Linked DNA regions of Homo sapiens: regions 2 and 3 are each linked to region 1. Evidence: chromatin loops called from intact Hi-C (ENCODE). Cell type or tissue: chondrocyte. All regions are shown on one strand. Region 1 has its middle 25 kb from the start of TMX4-AS1. Region 2 overlaps PLCB1 (phospholipase C beta 1). Region 3 overlaps PLCB1 (phospholipase C beta 1).

What was found. Peaks named below come from ENCODE experiments on the same cell type or tissue, not always from the same donor. Only the 100,000 strongest peaks of a DNase experiment are listed, where the experiment ranks them.
Region 2: a loop joins it to region 1, with 7 times the contacts of the local background. A loop is called at or near these places in 100 of 110 quality-filtered maps.
Region 3: a loop joins it to region 1, with 2.3 times the contacts of the local background. A loop is called at or near these places in 11 of 110 quality-filtered maps.

Annotation. Positions count from the first base shown.
Region 1 is chr20:8,040,439-8,048,438 of GRCh38, forward strand. No RefSeq gene overlaps it. Among named protein-coding and RNA genes, the nearest start is that of TMX4-AS1, 25 kb to the left of the region's middle. RefSeq lists a silencer at 3,264-3,558. In chondrocyte, a CTCF peak has its summit at 3,458 (motif pointing right); no DNase peak of the experiment used is centred here.
Region 2 is chr20:8,716,773-8,724,772 of GRCh38, forward strand. It overlaps PLCB1 (phospholipase C beta 1), which reads left to right. Exons shown (of 32, transcript NM_015192.4): 14 at 899-1,076; 15 at 5,582-5,649; 16 at 7,884-7,980. Among named protein-coding and RNA genes, the nearest start is that of RNU105B, 110 kb to the right of the region's middle. RefSeq lists silencers at 4,350-4,644, 5,646-5,695. In chondrocyte, CTCF peaks have their summits at 4,532 (motif pointing left), 4,749, 5,725 (motif pointing left) and 5,937; no DNase peak of the experiment used is centred here.
Region 3 is chr20:8,531,068-8,539,067 of GRCh38, forward strand. All of the region lies in intron 3 of PLCB1 (phospholipase C beta 1), which reads left to right. Among named protein-coding and RNA genes, the nearest start is that of PLCB1-IT1, 290 kb to the left of the region's middle. In chondrocyte, CTCF peaks have their summits at 4,523 (motif pointing left) and 4,722; no DNase peak of the experiment used is centred here.

The sequences.
Region 1 (8,000 bases):
TACAAAGTTTAGTATTTTATCAGCGGATCTTGCCTACAACCATTATTTTTCTGGTACTTGCCTAGAAAGATTGTCCATTTCCTTCATTCCTTCTACATTCATTAATTAGAATTCTTCTCTAAGTAGAGCTTTCCACACGCCCACCCTCCATTTATTTATATCTTCCAATAATTACTCTCTCAGCATGAGTGCATGGATATTTCTTACTTCTCTTCTATCATTATTTGTTTAGTTGTACAGATTGTGCTAGTTTGGCTGTTGGGTGCCTTTTCGAGTTGTGCCTGTGTCTATGTGACATGCCCACACCCTTTTCTGAGCATCTCTTGCTTTCTGGCACCTTCAGAGGTTCCAGGCTCATCTTGTATTTTTAAAACTAAATCTTCTCTTTTTTTTAATTTAAAAATGCATATTGAAAGGGTTTTCATGCAGTAAATAAAAAAGAACTAGGATTTACAAAAGCCAAGTAATTATCCTAAAAAAAAATGACAATTTTGAGGCTGGGTGTGGTGGCGCATGCCTGTAATCCGAGCACTTTGGGAGGCCGAGGCGGGTGGATCACCTGAGGTCAGGCGTTCAAGACCAACCTGGCCAACATGGTGAAACCCCATCTCTACCAAAAAATACAAAAGTTAGCCGGTGTGGTGGTGCTCGCTTGTAGTCCTAGTTGCTCGGGAGACTGAGCGGGATCGCTTGAACCCAGGAGGCGGAGGATGCAGTGAGCCAAGATCGCGCCACTGCAGTCCAGCCTAGGCGACAGAATGAGACCCTGTCTCAAATAATAATAATAATAATAATTTTGAAAGAGAAGTGGTAGATTTGGGGAGGAAAATATGAAGAGAACCTACAGAAGGACAGTGCAAATGTGCAAGAAACAGTTTAATCTGGGAAGAGGAACAAGTGAGAGCAGAGAGAAATAATTTTTACAAAAAATTTAAATATCATTAAAGCACAGTAAATGAAAAAAGAAAATTAACCAGAAAAGAGAAGTACATTGATGTTTTTACAGCAAGGAGTAATTTAAATCTGAGTTAATATAACATTTGAGCCTTTTATAATGTTATAATTAATATTCATTTGTACTATGATAACATTTATGAAAATTTGAGGAAATATCCAAGATTCCAATCTTGGGTTGCTCAGGGTCTCTTGATTTTAGAATTTGTTAAATTTGTGGACGGCTCCCTTCTCTGAGACAAAACCTACTTTGGCTAGATTTTTTTTTTAAATGAGATAAAGGAAGAAAAATGATCAGAAGACTTTATAAGCCCTGTCCTCCTTATCAATTACAATGCCAAGCCTTGGTTAGCCATTACCCGTTCTGGTTTTGGTCCCTTCCCTGAAGGTAGTGATCTTAAGTTCTAACTCTGGGCTCAAGCTGGTGTTGATCCCCCCAGTCGCCAGGGAATGGTGACTCCTGAGGTGGCTCTGCCCCTCTAACCATGTCCCTGCTGTTTCCACAGAAGCTCTGTGTTAGACAAGTTCTCCTCAGGGTAGGAATTGTGGGCTCTAGATGAAATCCAGTCCCACCAGAAACAAAGACATGCTACAGGGCATAAAAATAAAAACAAAAGTCCTGGAACAGACTTGGTTGCACTTCCAATCAGTGGGGAAATGATGGCTTTTGTACTGGAAGATGTAATGTTATTAAACTGGATAAACAAAGTCAGATTTCTTCCTTACACTATATGATCAACTGAGTGTGAGTAGGTAATGGTTTTTAAAGAAGTACTGAAAAAAAAAAGGGACAAGTAAAATTTGCCTACCACAAAATTGTGAGTTCCTGTTCAATGTAGGACATCATAGACAATTTTTGGGAGAAGTTAAATGTTCTTTCAAAAATGTTAAGATATTAATATCAATAATATCCAAAGATATAAAGAAAAGAATAGGTACCCAATAGAAAAATGGGCAAAATATATGAATAAGGAATTCACAGTAGAAACAAAAATGACTAACAATTATATGAAGATACACTTTACCACACTGGAAATCAGAATATTGAGATGTAACAGTAAAGACTTCAGCAAAGACAATCCCCCACAGGCATATATATCAAATATTGATAAGGCTGTGGGGAAATGGGAAGCCCTTCTGCACTCAGGGTAGAAGTCTGGACAGTATCGTATACTGAAGAGAAATCATTACTTTGTGAAATCATATCTGTAAAATCCCTATAGTTTACAGATATGAAAATCCCTGAGAATATAAACCAGGAAAATTCCTGCATGAGGGTCATATGTAAAGGTGCTTTATGTAAACATTACTTGTGGTACCAAGAGGAGGAGGCAACCTGGTTTTCTATCACCAGAAAAAATGGAAACAAAAAAGTGGGAATACTATGGACACACTAGTCACAAATAATTGGAAGTAGAAACAGTAAGGGGAAGAACCTAAGAAGAGCTTAGATGAAAATAAATAAGAAACCGAATGAAATTGAGAGTGAAACAGTGGGGGAGGGGAGAGTGTAACAAAATAGAGGGGCTTTGTATAAAATAAAGATCGTGTCCCAAGAATTGAGATATATGATTATTTTAACTCTGCACCCTGTAAACCCAAACCTAACATTTCTGCATTTTTTCCTTTGTGCAGATATGCAACTTGTTTTATTTAATCTATGTGATGCCTCTGTGATGAATGAACATTAAGGTCAAGGCAAAAATAATTGTATATCCCATATACCTCCTGTTTTATACTCAGCACATTTATTTAAAAATAATTTTGAGTCACTTAGCCAGACCAAAAAACAATAAATTCAATTATAATGATCAACACACATGCTTATAAATTTAAGATAAATTAGAAAACGATGTTATAGAAACGTATTCACTTAATCACATGGCCTTTCCTACAAGAATGAGTTAAGGTTCATATGTCTTTCAAAGTTTAACTGGTGTGCCTTTTTGATATTATGCCAAAATAACTTTAAAAGCAAAATTTTATTCTTATTTTATTTTTTCAGGGTATTCTTATTAAATCTGATTATCACTCTTCTAATTGCTACTGAAACCAGGAAAAAAAAGCTCAGAAAAGATGTCATATATCTTCAAATTGTTTAAATAAAATTAATCACAGATAATTTTCACATTTTTATCTAAAAGAAGATATTATAAATATTGTTTCTGAAGCAACATATACCTTTGATGTGCTAAGAGGAAAATGAAAATTGTTTCTAAAGTGAAGATAATGTAGGTTTCTAAGTGAAATAATGCATAAACATGTTTTATATTCGCTTTCACACCCTTCTTTTAAAGTCTAAATAAGAAAGCTTATAATTAATATATAAACTGCCCACATCACTCATTCTACTGCATACTGACCAAAAACAAAGAGAGAAAATCACATTCTATGGCATGTGGTTCCTGAGGTAAGATTGAATCCTCCCGGACAGGTGAGTTCTGAATCGCTTCCTGCTGATTGGTTCTAGCTGATTTTAATATTGTTGCCGCTAGATGGCGATAGAGATTATAACTACGCAGTCAAATCTTACATGCAGTGGAATCTTCTCAGTATTCCGTTATTCATGCACCGATTTATTTATTCTAAAGTATTCTTTATTATACAAATATAATTATGACTCAGATAACTGCAAGTTACTATGAATTCCTAGAGGACAGAAATCTTTTCTTTTTTTTTTTTTTGCAATTTTTAATACTTCACATAAGCATAATATCTATATTTAAAATGGTATTGCTGGGCGCGGTGACTTACGCTTGTAATACCAGCACTTTAGGAAGGCAAGGCAGGAGGATCGCTTGAGCTCAGGAGTTCGAGACCAGCCTGAGCAACAGAGTAAGACCGTCTCTACAGAAAAATTTAAAAATTAGCTGGAGCCTGGTGGTGAACACCTGTGTTCCCAGCTACTTGGGGGGCTGAGACAGGAGGATCGCCTGAGCCCAAGAGGTCGAGGCAGTAGTGCGCCACGATTACACCACTGCACTCCAGCCTAGGTGACAGTGTGAGATCCTGTCCCCCCAAAATATTAATATAATATTAATATTATATTAATAATAATATAATATAGGTAATAATAATAATATAGGTTTATATGTATAAATTATATATACTATATGCATTATATATAAATTTAAAGTAATGCAGAGGGCAAGTGTTAAACAGCAACATATATACCTTTGCTTATTGTCTTGTAAATAAAGGCTAAGTCCAGAACTTGGCTGACTTTCCAACTTGCAGAATCAATTTTTTGTTTACCCACCTAGGACAGAGTCTGAAAAACAACAAGAACTCAATAAATATTTGTCCTATGAATGAATGTATTCAGTTGGCTGTTGTCTCTCCATTCTTCTTAAGCTGATTATCATTCTAGTAATATGCTATTTCTTTTAAATGGCAATTAAGTGATACTGAATTTGCCACTTGTAACAGGGTATCAAATACAATCACAGAGTCACTAAATTGTGTCTTTGTTTCATCTCCTTAATCATATTTTCCCACACTTGCTTTAAAAGTTTCCTTGTCATAGTGATCAAACACAAAGGGGAGTGAAGAAACTATAATTCTTCAAGTGTCTAAAATCAGATGATGCTGAAATGGATCATGTGCTTACTAAATAAGACACAGAGTAAATTCCATATCTGCTTGGAGCATGTGACTTCCTGTGTAACATGGAGAAGCCACTCAAAATCACTTAATCACCATGTAACAAAAGAGGCCCATTTAATTATGTGAGGATGTGTAGAATATATTTAGTTAATAGCTATATATTTCCTATTATTGTCTTCTCATTTCCAGCGAGCAGTCTATTTCTGACCTAGTATTACGTTTTAGAATTTACTTTAATATGTAGCCAACTTCTCACGCCGTGAGGATCCTCCTCTGAGCTCAGAGACACCAACATCCGCTACTAACTGTCCTCCTCAGAGGTCGGGGTCCCAGCCCCACGGGGATCCTTCTCCAAGATGAATTAACATCCCTCTATAGAGGTCTGAGTTTCAGCTCACAGGGTCCCTTCTCTACAGTTCTCATTTTAATCAGTCCGATACCTTGCCTATGTTCTCCTAGCCCATGGGATGGTCCTTGTTTCCTGCAGCTCCAATTCAGTGATACCTTCTTTTGCCCTTTATTTATTCACTGCTGCGTTACACTTCTTTACATTGAATTCCTCACCGTCAACAGAACCGGTGCAATTTGTGTCTCCTAACTGATAAACCCCTCTCTTCATCTGAAGTGCTCTTCTAATCCTCTCTATTGAAATCTTGGTGAATTTCTGATCTAAGACAATAAGAATTAAACCAATACGTAGTAAACATTTATATTTATTCTGCAAATAAAAGAGCTTCTTAATGATAGGACAGAAAAAACACAAAGGGAGACTTAACAAACACGTCACCAATTTTGGCTAAATATTTACCTTGATTCTACAACAAAAACATATTTTTACAAACATTATTACTTAAACTGACTGGAAAAATACAGTTCAAGAACTCTTAAAAAGAGAAGACACTTTGATCCTGAAACTGAAAACATTAGTATCCTATATAATCGTGAAAGGAAATTGGATATGTTTAATGAATCCTGACTATTACATTGTTCATAGTTAGCAAGAACAGATTATATTTTATAAAACTTCTTGCTTCTCGGGGTCAAACTAAACCATTTGGACATTTCTTTCTCATTCACCAGCATGACTTTTTCAAAAATTAGCCACAGTTTAATTGGGAAGAAGTTTTGTCAGGAAAATTAAATTAGCTGGGATGCAGATTAAAGGATTATGATTTCTTATCTATTTTGGTAGCTTCTGTTTATCTGTAACATTTCTCAGATAATGGACTACAGTAGATGGCTCAGTTTTATTTTGTTTAATGAGATGTTGAGCTTGCTTTTCTTATTTAGCATATAAATTACTGTAACTACTGATTTTTGAAGAGTCACATTTTTTCTTTTAATGAACCTACCTTTACTGAACTTTTTTCAGACTACATAATGCTTGCTTTCTAAAACAATTTAGAAGATACATAAAATTATACAAAAGAAAGTAGAAGTTGCCTGAAATCTCACTATCCTATTATGTATGCAGATTAATTTACATAATTTTATATAAAAATGGAATATAATGAATTTTTTCATATCACTTTGTAAAGCTTTTTGGCATTACCTTTTAATGCTGACCATGAGGACAGCCTGCAACCCAGCAATCCCAGACCTAGGTATACACCCTAGAGACACCCTTGCCCATATGCCCCAGGAGACATATACAGGGATGTTCATAACAGCCCCAAAGAGAGTAAAAGGAAAATAGAATCTCAGGACTCCAAACTCACTATGCTGAAGAGAAAGTTAAGCTTGGGAACTGAGTCATGCAAAAACCTCCTTCCTTTCATTCACAAAGTGATGGCTATAATTTCACAGGCTTACTTTATGTAAAAGGTAGATTTACTGAGCACACGATGAGTGCATAACTGACTTTTTCTTCTATTCCCTTCTTTTCCCATGTAAAATGTAGATTCACTGAGTGCTAATCAGAACTTCACAAGAATGTAACCACTTGCTTCCTTGCCTATCCACCCTTCTATTTTTTTTTTCTTTTTTCTTTTTCTCTCTCTCCTGCTTGCTCTTTCCCCTTTAAATATTGAAATCCCCAAGCCCTCAAGCTTTTTTTCCTGGAAAAAGCACAAGCTCCCCAAGATTTTTTGGGGAAAAACACAAGTCACAGGTTCTACTGTGACTTGAATTTCTTTTTCCCAGGCCTGCCCTCAACCTTGGCAAAATAAAATTCTAATTGACTGAGATCTGCTTCCATCACTTTTTGGTCTACTGAAGGGGCAACACACCTGTCCATCAATAGGACTGGAGGCACCAGACAATTGTGCCTTTCATCTTATGTGATATTTCTTTATCCTGTTAAGGCTTTCAATCTTAAACTCTCTCTCATGTGCTATTAATATTGTAAAACTTGTGTTCTTTTTATTTTTGTCTTGGAACTACAGTGTCAGTATTAAAATTTCCCTTTTTCTTAAAGAAATGTTTTCCTCCTTTCTTAAATTTTGTACAAATTTATTCTTCAAGTTCAGGAAGTTTACCAGGGAATTCCAGATTTCATTTATTCAGCTCTGTCAGGAGCTCATTTCATCCTTTAACCACGAAGAAACTATCTTGCCTCCACTTAGGGTGGTTTTTTTCTATTATTTAATTACTGCCTCCCCCTCATCTGTTCCTACTTACAGCATATTAGAGTTTCTGGAGTTTCACTCCAAATTGCTTTTGGTTCACCTCTTGATGGCCAAATCCTTGTAATGTGTTTGTGTTTAGAGAAATTTAAAAACACAGGGTCTTCTTGCCTGTTATATCTGGTCTGCTGGAGTCTGGCTGTGTCGCCCAGGCTGGAGTGCGGTGAGGCAATCTTGGCTCACAGGTTCAAGCAATTCTTCTGCCTCAGCCTCCCGCATAGCTGGCACTACAGGCGTGTGCCACCACGCCCAGCTAATTTTTGTATTTTTAGTAGAGACAGGGTTTCACCATGTTGGCCCACATGGTCTCCATCTCCTGACCTCGTGATCTTCCCGCCTCGGCCTCCCAAAGTGCTAGGTGTGAGCCACTGCACCCGGCCTGCTCTTGTTTTCAATATTTCTCCTGAATTATAAAATTTGAAAATGATCTGTTTTTGTTTTCAAAAGAACTTTATTTTGTAATTAAATCTTTGTATGTCTCTTTATTTATTGACTTACCAACTTTAGATTGTTAGTTAAAGTTGTCATCTGTTTCCTGGAGTGGTTATTTTTGCTGGAAGCTACCTGTGGAGGGTGATCGGACCCATGTCTTCCTTCCTGTGACTTCTGGGTTCACCTCACTTTATTATTATTTTTCTGCCTCCTGTGGATGACTCACCCTTAAGTCTAGCCTTAAGTAAATATTTGATATCTACCAGGAGCATTCAGGAAAAAAAAATCACACTTATTGGTGATAGATCAGAGGAATTCCCATTAAAGTCTTAAGGCAAGGATAGTTGCTATCATGGTCACTGCGTTGGTGATCATAACCAAAAT
Region 2 (8,000 bases), 680 kb after region 1:
CACCTTTTGGTGTGGCACAACTCAGGTCGCCCATTGCATTGATGATATCTCTGCTTTGGGAAGGAAAGCAGCAGAAATATCCTAAAGTAGCATTTTCCTTCCCGCACCCTTTTGCCCAATCTCCATGCATTTGTAAGTGAGTTTATACCAGTCCCTCCGCTCATTGCAAGCCAAGAATAGAGGACTAACTTAGGCATTCTATAGATTTTCTTAAAGTAACCTATCTTGTGGCTTGCACACATGCTCTCTGATACAATATCTAATGACCCCCTCATGGGAAATTGATTTTCCCGTTAGATGTACAAACTTGAAACAGTCAAAATAAGGCTTGCAAATGTGGTAGCTTGAATCTTAGGGCTGGGAGGAAATCTGAAGCCACCTCATCCACTTCTGTTGATGCCAGGGACGTGCAGCTAAACTACCTAGTACCAGGATGGGGATTTTGCTGATTTTAAGGGGCATCTGAAAAAATGATTTCATGGGCTCACCTGGAAGCTTCTGCCCGTCTTTACCAACTCCTCCTGGCAGATGCCTGGCTTCCCTCCTTCAAAAATTCAGGCCAGGGCCTTCTTATCTGTCCTAAATCAAGATGATTGGGTTTCTATGTTCCATTGGAAAATTCATAAATGTTCAGATTTAGTACATCAAATCTACCAGTACATTTCTATGGTCTTCTTCATGTAGAATATGTTGAAAAAAAAAGTATAGTAATGAAAATATATCTTTGATATAAAAAAAAATTAGCTCCCATGTAAGATACACTAAGAGTTTAATGAGCAGTGTTGAAGGTAGGGAAGAAGTCTAGACATTTGGTATCCACAGCTGATCTGGGGGTCTGGGGAGGGGATCTGAAAGAGGGAGCAGTATTTTTAAAGAATATGCCTTTCATTTCTATTAGCTGGAATCTGGAGTTCCTCTTCCAAGCCCTATGGATTTAATGTATAAAATTTTGGTGAAAAATAAGAAGAAATCACACAAGTCATCAGAAGGAAGCGGCAAAAAGAAGCTCTCAGAACAAGCCTCCAACACCTACAGTGACTCCTCCAGCATGTTCGAGCCCTCATCCCCAGGAGCCGGTGAGGGGCTGGTGGGCTCTCCCCGTCATGTTTTGTGTTGGTTTAAGAATTGCTGCTCTGGGCTGTGCGTGGTGGCTCATGCCTGTAATACTACTACTTTTGGAGGCTGAGGCAGGTGGATTATGAGGTCAGGAGTTCGAGACCATCCTGGCCAACATGGTGAAACCCCGTGTCTTTGGTGGCCAACATGGTGAAATCCTGTCTCTTGCAAAAATACAAAAATTATCTGGGCATAGTGGCACGTACCTGTAGTCCCAGCTACTCGGGAGGCTGAGGCAGGAGAATCGCTTGAACCTAGGAGGCAGATGTTGCAGTAAGACAAGATCCAGCCACTGCACTCCAGCCTGGTGACAGAGTGAGACTCCGTCTCAAAAAAAAAAGAATTTGCTGCTCTGAAATTAGCTTAGAAGGACTTTGAACATTCCTATTTCTGCACAGTTTTGAACTACTGGTTTTCTCTTGCTGCTACAAACTTAGCGGCTTAAACCAGCACAAATGTATTATCCTCTAGTCCTGTAAGTCAGGAAGCCCCCTGGGTTTCACTGGGCTACACTCCAGGTGTCAGCCGGGCTGTGTTCCTTCCTGGAGGCGCTAAGGGAGAAGCTGTTTCCTTGCTTTTTCCAGCTTCTAGAGGCCACCCACATTCGTTGGCTTGGGGCTCCTTCCAGCTTCAAAGCCAGCAAGGCTGCATTTCACTAACCTTTCTCCTGTGGTCACATCTCCCTCTGACCACAGGCAGGAAATGTCCTCTGCTGGCAAGAACTCAAGTCATTACATTGGATCCATCCAGATAATCCAGGATAATTGCTCCCATGTCAAGGTCTTTAACTCCATCTCACCTGCAATGTCCCTTTTATCATGCAAGCTAACATATTCATGGAGCAGAGACATCTCTGGGAGGTCATTATTCTGGCTACCATGTAAGCCAAATAGTCTTCAGAGTGACCATATGACTTTAAGCTTCATAATGGGAAATATTAACTATAGAACTGAGCACTGGATGCATTGTCATTGATGATATGCTGAAGAGTTCTGGGCATTTCAATTTTTTCATGTTTTAAAGAACTTTTTAAAATCTGTGACATGGCAAAATTACTTAAATTATCTTTTGAAGCTCCTAGAGGATGCCTAATATCATTTCTTTTCCTTTTAAATTAAGGGTGAAATAGATTGCTGTGGTTGATGAGAAAAGAATTCAGTGGCACTCATTTCCTTGGGATTATTTGTCATTTAGTCTGATTTATCTTCCAAGTTCAGTCAGAAGCTTGGCAATCTGAAAATCGCATTATAGACATCTCCTGATTGCAGGGTGATTAAGTGGAAGAAACTTTTAAGCTTGACTGTAGGAAGTTTTTCAGTTATAAGTTAAACATAGGAACAATCAATTGGAAAACTACTTAGCAGTGTCTACAAAAGCTGAATATATGCACTCCCTGTACCTCGGGAGTTCCATTCCTAGGTATATGCTTGCTAAAGATGTGTATTTAGGTTTACCAAGAGACACGTACAAGAATTGCTTAAAGCAGAGGTATTCAGAATAGCCAAATACTGGACACCAAATACTCGTCAACAGATAAATGAATTATGGTATATTCACACAAAGAAAGAATATGCAGCCATGAGAATAATCTATAACTAAATGAAAACTATGGATGAATCACTATAAATAAACATAATATTGAGCAAAGGAAGTCAGGTACACAAAAACTACATACTGTATGATTTAACCTATATAACACACAAAAACAGGCAAAACTAATTTATGCTATTTATTAGAAGTCAGGATAATGGGTTCCCTTGGAAGAAAAGCAACCAGCAGGGAGCCCAAGAGCCTTCTAGAGATTGGTTATATTTTGTTTCTTGATCTGGATATCATTTACTCAGACACGTTTATTTGGTGAAAATTCTTTGCACTGTGGACTTACGACGTGTACTTTTCTGTACGCCTGTTATACATCAGTTATAAGATTTTAAAATAATTAAAATATAAACTCTAGGACAATCAGGGTTAAAAAAAAGTAGCCTGAGACTCTGATTTATCTTTTCTTCTATTTTTCTGTCTCAATTGCCTGTTTTTTTATTGTTTCGATTAAAATCTTTATCAACAGACGTTATATAATTCTTTGAAAGGGTTTTGTCCTGTAGCTTTTGAATGTGTACTTTCATCATTATTGTGCATGTCTTTCAACATTTTTTCAAAAATAATTTCTGTACTCAGTAAAAATGTTCTCTTTGAAGTTTGGAAGTGAGTATCATTAACAGGCCTTTCATTCACACCTATTTCCTAACACAACTCTATCCGTTGAATGATAGCAAGCAAACCTTGTCTTCCTTTGCATGTGGGTGCTTGTGTTTTTTACCATCTGCCTTTCCCACTACCAGTTCTCTGCCTCTTATTAACAGGATGCATAACACAAATGACGATTTTTACAGGCAGTGAACATTATTGCTTAATATAGAGAAAGGGCAACAATCTGTTAGTTATTCAGTAGATTTCCTAAGCTAGCCCTGTTGTCTATTATGCAATCAGTGGAAACTTTTGGACATTTTAATATGTAGGTACCTGAATAAAGAGCACCGCTAATTTACCATTTGGTTCGTAGATGTTCACAGTACTGGGAACTCAAGTAACTTGAAAAACGTGACAGGTATTGTATTTCAAAGCTAGTTTACTTATCATGGCCCCTGTTGGCCAGATGCCTCTTGCAGGATTCAGCCCTTTGCTAGTAGACTTGTCCTAAGGAACTAGGGTAACCTAAGATATTTTTTATAGTTCAACAAGATTCCCCCAACATCCCTCCAAAGATTTACAGGAGAAAAATCAGGTTTCTGCTTTTTACAGTAAAGAAAGACAAATTCTTTCTTTCCCACAGACACTAAAGAATGACCTGATTGGCTATTTGAAATGACTGCGAATTGTTGGGTCCCATGAAGTATTTTATAGAAAGCTCTGCCAAACAATTTTTTAATTATTTAATTAAAAGAATCCCCTCTCTGATTTTTTTTTTTTAAAAAAAAAAGGTAATAAGAACTTGGGACAAAAATTTCATTATAAAAATGCTTAAGTGGCAATACCCTAAAAGAATGTGTCTCTAATATTGTAGTAAGATACGTTTTCTATCCAAAATATAATCGATTCACCTTATTAACTAACACAATATCAGCATTATAAAGTGGTTGTATGTGGCTTTCCTTAATAAACAATCCAATACATAAAAACCCTTGCTGGTCCCAGAAATCTTTTTTCCCCTGGAGATTTTTAAGCAATACTTTTTTCACTACTGTCATTCAGTAATTGAACTGTGTCAGCCAAATGAAAACTTTTATAAGCTTCTCAGAGGACAGTGCAGTGGTACTGTCTCCATTTATATAAATCGAGTAGGGCAGCTAACTTTCAGAAGGCTGGCAGTGGGCAGGGGTGCAAGTTACTTCATTGTTGAACCATTATTGCCATCTATTGGGCTCATCGTGCTATTGCATTGTGTGAGCCCTGAAAGATAGTAGTTAAATCAATTTAGAACTTTCGAACCATTTAGAACAACCTCGCTGACTTTTTACTTGAAAATCTTTTTTATATAACGGATATTTCTGGGTCTGACTGAAGCCCATAGCTATGGAAGAATGTAATGCTTCATACTGATATGAATATTTAACCTAGCAGAAATGTCCATTAATTCTTCAGGGGAAAAACAATTCATTTAAATGAGTGTATATTGGCTACATATGAAGCTGAATTATTTCTGATGGAGTTAGATTTCCAATCATGCTGATATTTAAGGACTTACCCATGTTATCCTGCCCTCTTAAAAATAATATCAGCATTTTCTACGATATGCACTTCGTTGTGATGACAATACATCCATCAAATAAGCTTGCAGACAAATCATAGGATAAAGTTGGCCCTTCACGATTTTTATGTAGTGACTTTGCTGCCAAAGCCCCAGAGTTCCTGCCCCAGCTCCTAACTTCTTTGACTTCTGCAAGGTCCTCTCTGGCCTTGGGAAAAATGTCAACACAAGATCACTGAGCTATGTGCTGGCCACGCATTGCATGGAAGAGTCGCGGCTTGGGAAAGGAGGGAAAGATGAAGGAGGGATAGATAGTATATCTGTTTTCGGGGTCATAGAGACCCTGAGAGAGTGTTTGTATATCAAAATAGAATACATGTACCATAGAAAGCAAACTGTATTAAATGCCAGCAAACTGTTTTCAATGCCACGTGTTTAAAAACATATAGAGAAAAAATATTGACACGCATTTTTTAATAGAATTTTGAAATTTTAAGTGCTATTTATTAACAAATCCAGTTTAGGAAAAAATCTATATTCAAAATGTCAGTATAATTTTCTATAACGAATAAAATTTAAATCCTTGAAAAAAATAATTTTAAACAGCCCAACTTCCAAGGAAATCTGTAATTGATTTTAGGTAAAATATGTGTTACAAATGCTGTAAAGCTAAATGTTGAAATGGTGACATGATGATCTGTTATTAAAATTTGACAGGAGAAGCTGATACGGAAAGTGACGACGACGATGATGATGATGACTGTAAAAAATCTTCAATGGATGAGGTGGGTACTTAGGGCTTCTGGTCCCTAAGGCATTCCACCACCCTGTACTCTCCTGGGTCTGTCTCATGGTCACTTTCTGCCATCTAGTGGCAAAAAGTAGATTTGTGCCTTCCAATTGCCAGCTTCAATTTTTGAGGCAATTAAATGGCTTATGAAATGTTCCACAATCCGGAGAAGATATGGCGTTTAGAAAAATGATCAGAACTGTGACATTCATTGCATTGTTTTAATTTTGGAACACTAGAGCTACCTATTTATATAAACTTAGGCATCCCGAGTAACTTGATTAGCTCAAAAATATTAATTGCACAGAACCTAGAAGAGAATCAGAAGCAGATCAACTGGAATTTTAGAATTTTGTCTTACCAAAAGTTTATACTGAAACAATCTGGGCAACAGAGAGAGACCTCACGCCTTTAAAAAAACAAGTTAAAATGAAAGATAAAACACATCCAGGTGCAGTGGTGTACACCTGTAGTTCCAGCTACTAGGGAGGCTGAGGCAGGAGGATGGCTTGAGTCCAAAAATTTGAAGCTGCAGTGAGCTATGATCACACCACTGTGCTCCAGCTTAGAAAACAGAGCAAGACACTGTCTCTCTTTAAAAATACGTATTTTAAAGTTTATATTGAATCTGCTTTCAAATTTGTTAGATATGTTCTGTCTCAACGCTTGTAGCTCTACAATTTAGTAAAAATGAAACAAAAAATAAGCTGCTCTTACTTGATGTCCTTCCTCTTAGAATTATTTTTTAATGTCTAAAGTTTTGCTTAATTATGTTCCCTCACTACATTTCAATTTTTGATTTCCAGGAGGAAAACAGCTTACCATGTCTGGCAAAGTATATGTTCCTGAGAATGATTTCAATTGTGTATAATTTCTGATCAGTGATTCTAAATAATTTTTAAACTCTCTTACTAATTGGATAGTCCATTTGCAAATGAATGTTTCCCAGTTAACATTTGACCCAAATATTACTACCAGAATTTTTAAAAGAAACTCATCTCCATGCATTCTCTCTTCTAAAAATGTGAGACAATATTAGATCACTCTACAGAGGCCCATTTTGTGCCAACACTGCATTATTGGTTTTCTTTTTCATTAAAAACTCTATCAAAGTAATATGTCATAGCTAATAATAGCAAAAGCAACATGAGATTGTAGTACCACTTGCCAGGCACTGTTCTAAGCTCCTTCACATAAATTAACTTATTTTTTAATCAAAAACCCCTATATGCTGTAGGAACTGATTTTATCCTAATTTTACAAATGAGTCAAGTGAGGCACAGAGCAATTAAGTAAGTTGCCCAAGGTTGCCCGGTTTCTAACTAGTGGACTTGGGATTCGAAATCAGGCAGGCTGGCTCTAGAACGCGAGCCATTAATCCCTGCACTATGCTTTCCTGCTTGTCTAAGACACATCAGGAGCCAAGAAGGGAGGGAGGGAAGAATGTTGATGAAGGAAAGCAGTTGTTTACCCACCCCTGCCCATTTCCACAAAGCAATCTTTTTATTATTATTATCAATTTTCCCTTCATTTGGTGGTCACCTACCTAACAATTTTCTTATTGTACAGTGAATTCTTAATTTACGAATCCGATGAGAACACATGGACACATAAAGGGACATGGGGCCTACCTGCGGGTGGAGGTGGGAGGAGGGAGAGGATCAGGAAAAATAACTAATGGATGCCAGGCTTAATACCCGGGTGACAAAATAATCTGCACAACAAACCCCAGTGACATAAGTTTATTTATATAAAAAAAAAAACCTGCACGTGTAGCCCTGAATTTAAAATAAATGTTAAAAAAAATTACTAACCTTAGACAACACCTATGGACACCCTGCAATGGAAGATGAGCTATAGCTCAGTGCTTCTCAAACTTTGATGGGCATTCCAATGACCTTAGTAAAATGCAGGATCTGAGTCTGAGGCCTGCAGAGGGGCTAAGATCAGGCATTTCTAAATGGAAAGGAGGGGGCAGGGGATAGGGAGTGATTATGTTGGGGCCATGCTGCCAGCCACCATTCAACCTCCCACCTCCCTTCCTCCCTCCCTTTTATAAAATGAGGTGTTGCTGTTGCCTTTCTCCTGTAATGAATTTTCATTTTGTAATTTTCAGAAAGGGAGGGATGATTTTCTGCATGCTTGAATCATGTTGTCATTTTCCTGGGAAAATAACTGATAATATAATGCTGACTCTGGAAATGTTTTCTTTTTTATTCCTACTTCCAGGGGACTGCTGGAAGTGAGGCTATGGCCACAGAAGAAATGTCTAATCTGGTGAACTATATTCAGCCAGTCAAGTTTGAGTCATTTGAAATTTCAAAAAGTAAGTTTTCCCTGGAGAAA
Region 3 (8,000 bases), 490 kb after region 1:
TAGAAAATTAAACTAGATTTAGAAGAGAGAATTTAGAAAAATGAATAGGGTCATGGTCTTTTTTGTCTAAAGGAGAGTGTGTGAATAATAAGTGGAAATGAAAAACCTCAGCAGAGGGAAGTACACATTGTTAACAATTATTCAGACCCATGTAACAAAAGACCGTAATTCTCTGCTCTGTAAAAGAATTATATTAAAGAGACAAATGTCACACTAAATGATACTTGCAGGACTTACACAGGTCTCTAGAGAAAAGAGTGAGTATAATTAGTACATGTGTTATGATGTTTTGATTCTAGTCCAAACCAACTAGATTAAATACATTTACTTTTTGAACAAAAATGGCAAGACATAATTATTACAATTGGAATGTGATAGTAATATATATAATATGTATATCTTAGTGTGTGTGTATTTATATATGTATGTATGCATTCCTTGTGCCTAAAACACTTCCTGCTAGGAAATTAAGCCAGCCTTCTATATTTGTACTCACAATCTATCCTCCAAGATATGTAGAGTTGATAAAAATTAATGCTTGCCTACAAAATTTCAGCAATGCTTCTCCTATCTCTGTACCTCCCCTCTGTATACATTTGAAAAATTAATCCTGACCATCCCAGGAGGTAGAAAGGAAAGGGTGGTAAAATAAATAGTTCCTTGAGATTTTATAAATTCATCCAGATTAAAATATATATATATATGTATATGCACACTTGTCTTGAAAAAGTTGTGATGATGTTATATATCAGAAATAAAAAATTGTTTCCACTCATCCAAAAGTTTAGGACTCACAAATTTTTTTCAAGCAGAAATAATTTTGTTTCATAAATTTGGTTTAATTTCTTTTGATTACATAAAAAACTAGAAATGGAAATTTATGTATATAGCAATGTAAAAATGATAGTGAGTTTAATGCTAAAATCTGATCTACTGGGCTCTGTTTAACCTAATACCCAAAGCTTAAGTAATGGTTAAGTTGGGGTTTAGAGGGGCCTATTACCTTCTTCAGGGCATTGGTATTTTGTTTCCTACCTTAATCTAAAATTAGTGTCTTATTTGCCAGTCTAATATATTTTACAATCAATCTACATTGCCTACCTTTTGGAGTATTTCTATTTAAATAAAACAAAATGAGCGTTTAAACTGGGAACGTATTAGATTCTTCTGAGCTATTGAGCAGTATCAGATCCTTCAGCAAGAAAGCTGTTTTATCATTTACTAAGTACCTAGGCACAGCATCACCTTGCCCGTTAAAAGCCCTGTCAGGTACACATTTTGGTTGCTAGGCAGCTGCTGGGGAAGCAATCTCTTCCACACATATGGTTTATGCCACCTGGCCTGCATTTCACACCAACCTCCCCAAACTTCCCAGGGAGTTGCAAGAGAGGTCCTCATGTTCCTGTCTTCACTTTCCATTTCCCTGTCATAAGCACTCCATTTGTTGTCAGCTTTCATTAAGGACATTTCCAGGAGCTAAATATGGTAGATTTCTATTAACTGATTCTAAAGATTCACATTAAACAGAAATAGAGCAAAACCATAAAGCCATCTGTGGAATTTGAGAGTATGGAGGGGAATATATTAAGATTAAAAGATAATCCCGGTTACACTTCCATTTTCATGACATTTGATAAAAACACTTTGGAGGAAGGAGAAGAAATGGGCCAGTGAGAGGGAGGAAGAAGAAAGAGACCTGGAAAGGAAAAAAGGCAGGAAGGCAGATGGAAGGAGAGGTACAGAAGGATGAATGGAAGGAGGAAATGCAATTTTTTTTCTTCCTTTTTATTTTATTTTATTTTATTATTATGATACTTTAAGTTGTAGGGTACATGTGCACAATGTACAGGTTAGTTACATATGTATACATGTGCCATGCTGGTGTGCTGCACCCATTAACTCATCATTTAGCATTAGGTATATCTCCTAATGCTATCCCTCCCCCCTCCCCCTACCCCACAATAGTCCCCAGAGTGTGATGTTCCCCTTCCTGTGTCCATGTGTTCTCATTGTTCAATTCCCACCTATGAGTGAGAACATGCGGTGTTTGGTTTTTTGTCCTTGCGACAGTTTACTGAGAATGATGATTTCCAATTTCATCCATGTCCCCAAAAAGGACATGAACTCATCATTTTTTATGGCTGCATAGCATTCCATGGTGTATATGTGCCACATTTTCTTAATCCAGTCTATCATTGTTGGACATTTGGGTTGGTTCCAAGTCTTTGCTATTGTGAATAATGCCGCAATAAACATACGTGTGCATGTGTCTTTATAGCAGCATGATTTATATTCCTTTGGGTATATACCCAGTAATGGGATGGCTGGGTCAAATGGTATTTCTAGTTCTAGATCCCTGAGAAATCGCCACACTGACTTCCACAATGGTTGAACTAGTTTACAGTCCCACCAACAGTGTAAAAATGTTCCTATTTCTCCACATCCTCTCCAGCACCTGTTGTTTCCTGACTGTTTAATGATTGCCATTCTAACTGGTGTGAGATGGTATCTCATTGTGGTTTTGATTTACATTTCTCTGATGGCCAGTGATGGTGAGCATTTTTTCATGTGTTTTTTGGCTGCATAAATGTCTTCTTTTGAGAAGTGTCTGTTCGTGTCCTTCACCCACTTTTTGATGGGGTTGTTTGTTTTTTTCTTGTAAATTTGTTTGAGTTCATTGTAGATTCTGGATATTAGCCCTTTGTCAGATGAGTAGGTTGCGGAAATTTTCTCCCATTTTGTAGGTTGCCTGTTCACTCTGATGGTAGTTTCTTTTGCTGTGCAGAAGCTCTTTAGTTTAATTAGATCCGATTTGTCAATTTTGTCTTTTGTTGACATTGCTTTTGGTGTTTTAGACATGAAGTCCTTGCCCATGCCTATGTCCTGAATGGTAATGCCTAGGTTTTCTTCTCGGGTTTTTATGGTTTTACGTCTAACGTTTAGGTCTTTAATCCATCTTGAATTAATTTTTGTATAAGGTGTAAGGAAGGCATCATCTTTGAGATGAATGTGAATGATCGTGGAATATTCCTTCTGTGACAGACTTTATTTTTGAGACAGGATCTCACTCTGTCATCCATGCTGCTGTGCAGTGGTGCAATCACAGCTCAGTGCAGCCTTGAACTCCTGGGCTCAAGGAACACTCCTAGCCTCCCCAGCAGCTGGGACTACAGGTACAGGCGCTGCCATGCCCGGTTATTCTGGCTTCAAGCAATTCTCCCACCTCAGCCTCCCAAAGTGCTGGACTTACAGGCAGGAGCCACTGCGCCCCCGGCCCTTGTGACAGACTTTTAATGAAACCATTATATTTACTTCTTTGACAGCCTGTTACTATGTCAATTCCTCCAGCCACTACAAAACCTGTCCTCATGGTTTAGAGCATTGGCAGTCACTCCCTAAAATTGGAGTGGAGTGAGGAAGGCAGTTCTGTAGGAGGGGCTTATGGACTCCTTAAGGGCATAGGCTGTTGGAGTCCCTGCTGAGAGATCTCTGCCCTACCTTGTGGAACTGGAGTGAAACAACGGGGGCGTTGCTTCCAGCCATCTGGGAGAGAGGATCCAGAGCTTCCCCTCAGAGAGCTGGGATGTTGTCAGCAGGCATCAGACAGAGCAAAAAGCCATTTTTCTTTATTCTATTCCTGATACAAAGCAACTGAGATATGCGTTTCTCTTTGGAATTGAGGAAGGGAGAATAATGGAGCTTTTGCGGTGATGGACAGGGAAAAAGTGGGGGAGCAGTTAATTATCCATCTTGACAGGTGTAGACACAGGCTGGGAAGCTGGGTGTGTCTTAATCCCTGCTCCTGAACCACCGTGGGGAGCAGGAAGCCTACAGTTTCCTTATATCAGCAAATGCATCATGTTGAAACAATTTTACTGCTTGCTTTCTGAATTTAAATATAGATTTTCCCTGAGAAGGGCTCAAGCATGCAGATGGTAAGAAAAACAACAGTCTAGAAAGATATCTTCAAGTTCCTTCTCCTGGTTGGTGGAAATAGAGCAATTCTTTTCCAAAATATAATTTTTAGAGTTTTAAAGTAAAAAAAAAAAAAAAAAAAAGGATAGAGTCAATTTGGAATTTCTTAGCTGACCATTCTATTAGAGCATAGGTTTTTCAGAAAATAGAGTTTATGGGCAAAAAAAAAAAAAAAAAAAAAAAAGGAAAGAAAACTGTTTTAAGTATGATATCTTCAGTGTAATATATAGTTAACATATACTATTTTGTTGTAATTAGAATATGCAATTATTATATATTAAACATATCTACATCTGTAGTAAAATGTGTTGTCCTACATTTCAGAAAACTATAAGGCTTTTGGGAAAGAAAATTTAGGAGTATACATTAAAAGCCATGTCAATGCCATTCCCTTTAACATAGTAGTTCCATTTCTAAGGGAAAGAAGTTAAAAAATTGAATAAACTCACATGCATGAAAATGTTTCAATTATAATCATGAAAAAGGAAATAATATAAGTAACCAGGATAGAGGATTGATTAGGGTAGTTGCTCTCAATTTTGCCCCCCAGTGGACATTTGGCAAAGGACAGCGCCCCTACAACAGAGTTATCCAGCCCAAAATGTGAGTAGCTCCAAGGTTCATAAACTGTACATTAGTGTAATTAGAGTGTACTGACTCAACAGAAGAATGTGCAGTCTTTAAAGCTCATATTATAAAGGCTAAGCTTCAACATGAAAAATTATTTTGATATAATAAAAGAGAAAATAACAGGATGCTATTTCATATATACATTATTATGGTCAAAGGTAGTTTTACCATGATGCTGGTGAAACTTTAGTTGCAGGATCTCTCACTTACGGAAGCCCTTCAAAGGCCCTTACGGAGGCTGTAACTGTGTTTCATATGGTTATAGGCTTTTGTATAAATTTTTAAACTAAGATTATTTTAATTTTATTTTAATATAATATTTTTCTTTTTCCCTCCTGAAGTTATACAAGTTTCAGGCACCACTAAACTTGATTTCCCTTTGACTATCATTTTAAGGAAATGAAACTTAATGCACATGATGGAGGAAAAAGAATGTGATGAGAAATTACCAAATAGCTAACTGAAGTCATGTAAGGATGAGGGGATAATGGAGAAACATTTTTCTCTTCTCTAGTTTCCAGGTGTTTTCCAGAGCTATTATATTAGTTTATAATGAAAGAAATGATTCTTAAGAGAAAGAAAGTTCATGGATATACAAGAAGAAAAAAAAATTTGGAAAAAAACCACCATGTTAGGCGCCGGATGAGTTTGTTGTGGTTTGAGTTTTGATCTTCTCATGCTGATCTTTCCGGCTTTGTAGTTCTCTCTCCTCTCGTACTTCTCCATCATTCATGCTTGTGTCCAACCACAGTATTTTACTAAGAGAGCATGTGTTCTAGTGCCCTATTGCTGCAGAGCAAACCACCCAAAAAACCTACATAGGCTCTGCTGGGTGGTTCTCACTGGGGGCCTCTCAAACAGTTGCAGCAAGATGGTGGTTGAAGCTGAAGTCATCTGAAGGCTCACTGGGCTAGACATCCCAGGTGATCATCACTCACCGGCCCCATATCTCCGTGCTCCTATCTGTAGCATCTCCTGACAGCAGAGTAGCCAGGTCTTCCTACATGGCCACTTGGTACTACAAAAGGCAAGAAGAAAGTGCCAGTCCTCTTAACAACTAGATCGAGAACTGAGAGAGAATCCATTTTACCATATTCAGTGGTTCAACACAATCCCAAGCCAGCACAGATTAAAGGGGATGCAAGGGTAGACTCCTTTGCTGCATGGGGGAATATCATACAGTGCGGCAAAGGAAGGGCTTGATGGAAGCCTTTGAACACAAGCTACCACAGCAAAGAACATTTGATTTCCAAGATTCCCATAAGGTAGGGAGGGATATGCAATATAGAGCAAGCATCTTCCCTAGAAATATGCATGTGATAAAAATATCTACCTACAGAGATATTGTTAGCAGTGGAAGTTATTCAAGTTAGTAATGGCAAATTCATACGGGTCTGCAGCAACCTCAATTCTTGCTTCCTCAGAAGAAAGAATTTGACTGAGGGGCATAAGGCAGAAGACGAGATAGAGGCAAGTTTTAGAGTAGGAGTGAAAGTTTATTAAAAAGCTTTAGAGCAGAAATGAAAAGAAAGTAAAGTACACTTGGAAGAGGGTCATGTGGACATCTTGGAGGTCAAGTGCACTGTTTGATCCCGGACTTACAGTTTTTACATGCTGTCCTACTTCCTGCATCTTTTGTCCCTTTTCCGGTGGAATGCCCTCCGAAGGTCATATACCAGTTAAACTTTGCCATTTTGCCTCTTAATGTACATGTGTGAGCTCACTCGCCCAACTCCTGAGATCTCATGAGGAAGCTGCGCATCACCAGTTTCAGGTATTTCCTATCTATATAGGGAGACTGCCTTTCCCTGGTGCTGGCTGTGACCAATTATTATTTTAGAGAGACAGTTAACAGCCACCTGCCCAGGGTCACCTGACTTTCTTGGTGGGGTGTGCGGGGAGCCCTTTCCTGCCCCGCTCATGCCTGACTAGCTACCTACTGTAACACCATGTGTAACACCATGAACACAAAATGAATATTTCTGACAATCAGCTATAGAGTGTAAAAGCTTTTAAGTAGCACTTTGCCAGTTAGAATGCTCTAAAATGGAGCCTCCTAAAATTCTCCAATATAATAATTTTCTACGGAAATCTATCAGAATAGAGCAGTGACACCCAGAGGAAATTTGGAAATGTTTAGTAGTATAGTGTTTTATGCATTTTAAAATAAACAATAACTAATATTTTAATTGGAATTTTTTGAGAAAAGATACAAGCTACTTTCAACTGAAGAAAAGTGTCCCGAGCTAAAAAGACTACCTTTGCATCATCATAGACTGCTTGATAGAACAACTAAGGAAGTAAATGAAACGGAACTCACTAGAGGCCACCTGAATCATCAACAAATTAGTCAATCAGAAATGTTGACTAGAGTCCCTCTTTGATGAATAACAAAATTCTTATTCTGTTTCCAAATGTAAGAATAAATGACCAGGGCTGTTATTTGCTCTAGGGGATTAATATTCTGTACATTCAGTTAATCTTGCTTGTGATTAATCAGCAAATAGTCAAGACAATTGAAATATTCACATATCTTATGAAATAAAGAGATATTTGCAAATATCAACAAAAAAGGACATTATGTAAAAAATTCACTTATTAGAAGCATGTCAGTAGGCCACAAATTAACTAACCCTAAGCATTATTTTGCTTTCTTTGTAGCACATTCCCCTTATATGGTACTCTTTTCTGGGAAACATGGTCTTGCTCTGTTGCCCAGGCTGGAGTGCAGTGTTGCAACCATGGCTCACTGCAGGCTCAAGCTCCTGGGCTCAAATGATCCTCCCACCTCAAAAGCTTTTCTAGTAGCTAGGACCACAGGTTATGCCACACCTGGCTAATTTTTAAAAAATGTTTTGTAGAAATGGAGTCTCCCTATGTTGCCCACCCTTGTCTTGAGCTCCTGGGCTTAAGTGATCCTCCTGCCTTGGGCTACTAAAGTGTTGGGATTACAGGTATGAGCCACTGTGCCCAGCTGATAAGGTACTCTTTTATGTCAGACATATTAAACAACCCTATTTATTGATATCAAAGTACAATGCACCAATTCTGTGACCAGAAAATGAGACAATAAATAAAAACTATCTTAAACTTTCTATTCCCCATTTTATTTTTACAGCTAACTTTTTTTTTTTTTTTTGAGATGGAGTCCCACTGTGTCACCCAGGCTGGAGTGCAATGGTGCCATCTCTGCTCACTGCAACCTCTGCCTCCCGGGTTCAAGTGGTTCTCCTGCCTCAGCCTTCTGAGTAGCTGGGATTACAGGCGCCTGCCACCACGCCAGCTAATTTTTGTATTTTCAGTAGAGACAGGGTTTCACTGTCTCAGGCTGGTCCTGAACTCCTGACCTCAGGATCCACCCGCCTCAGACTCTCAAAGTGCTGGGGTTACAGGCA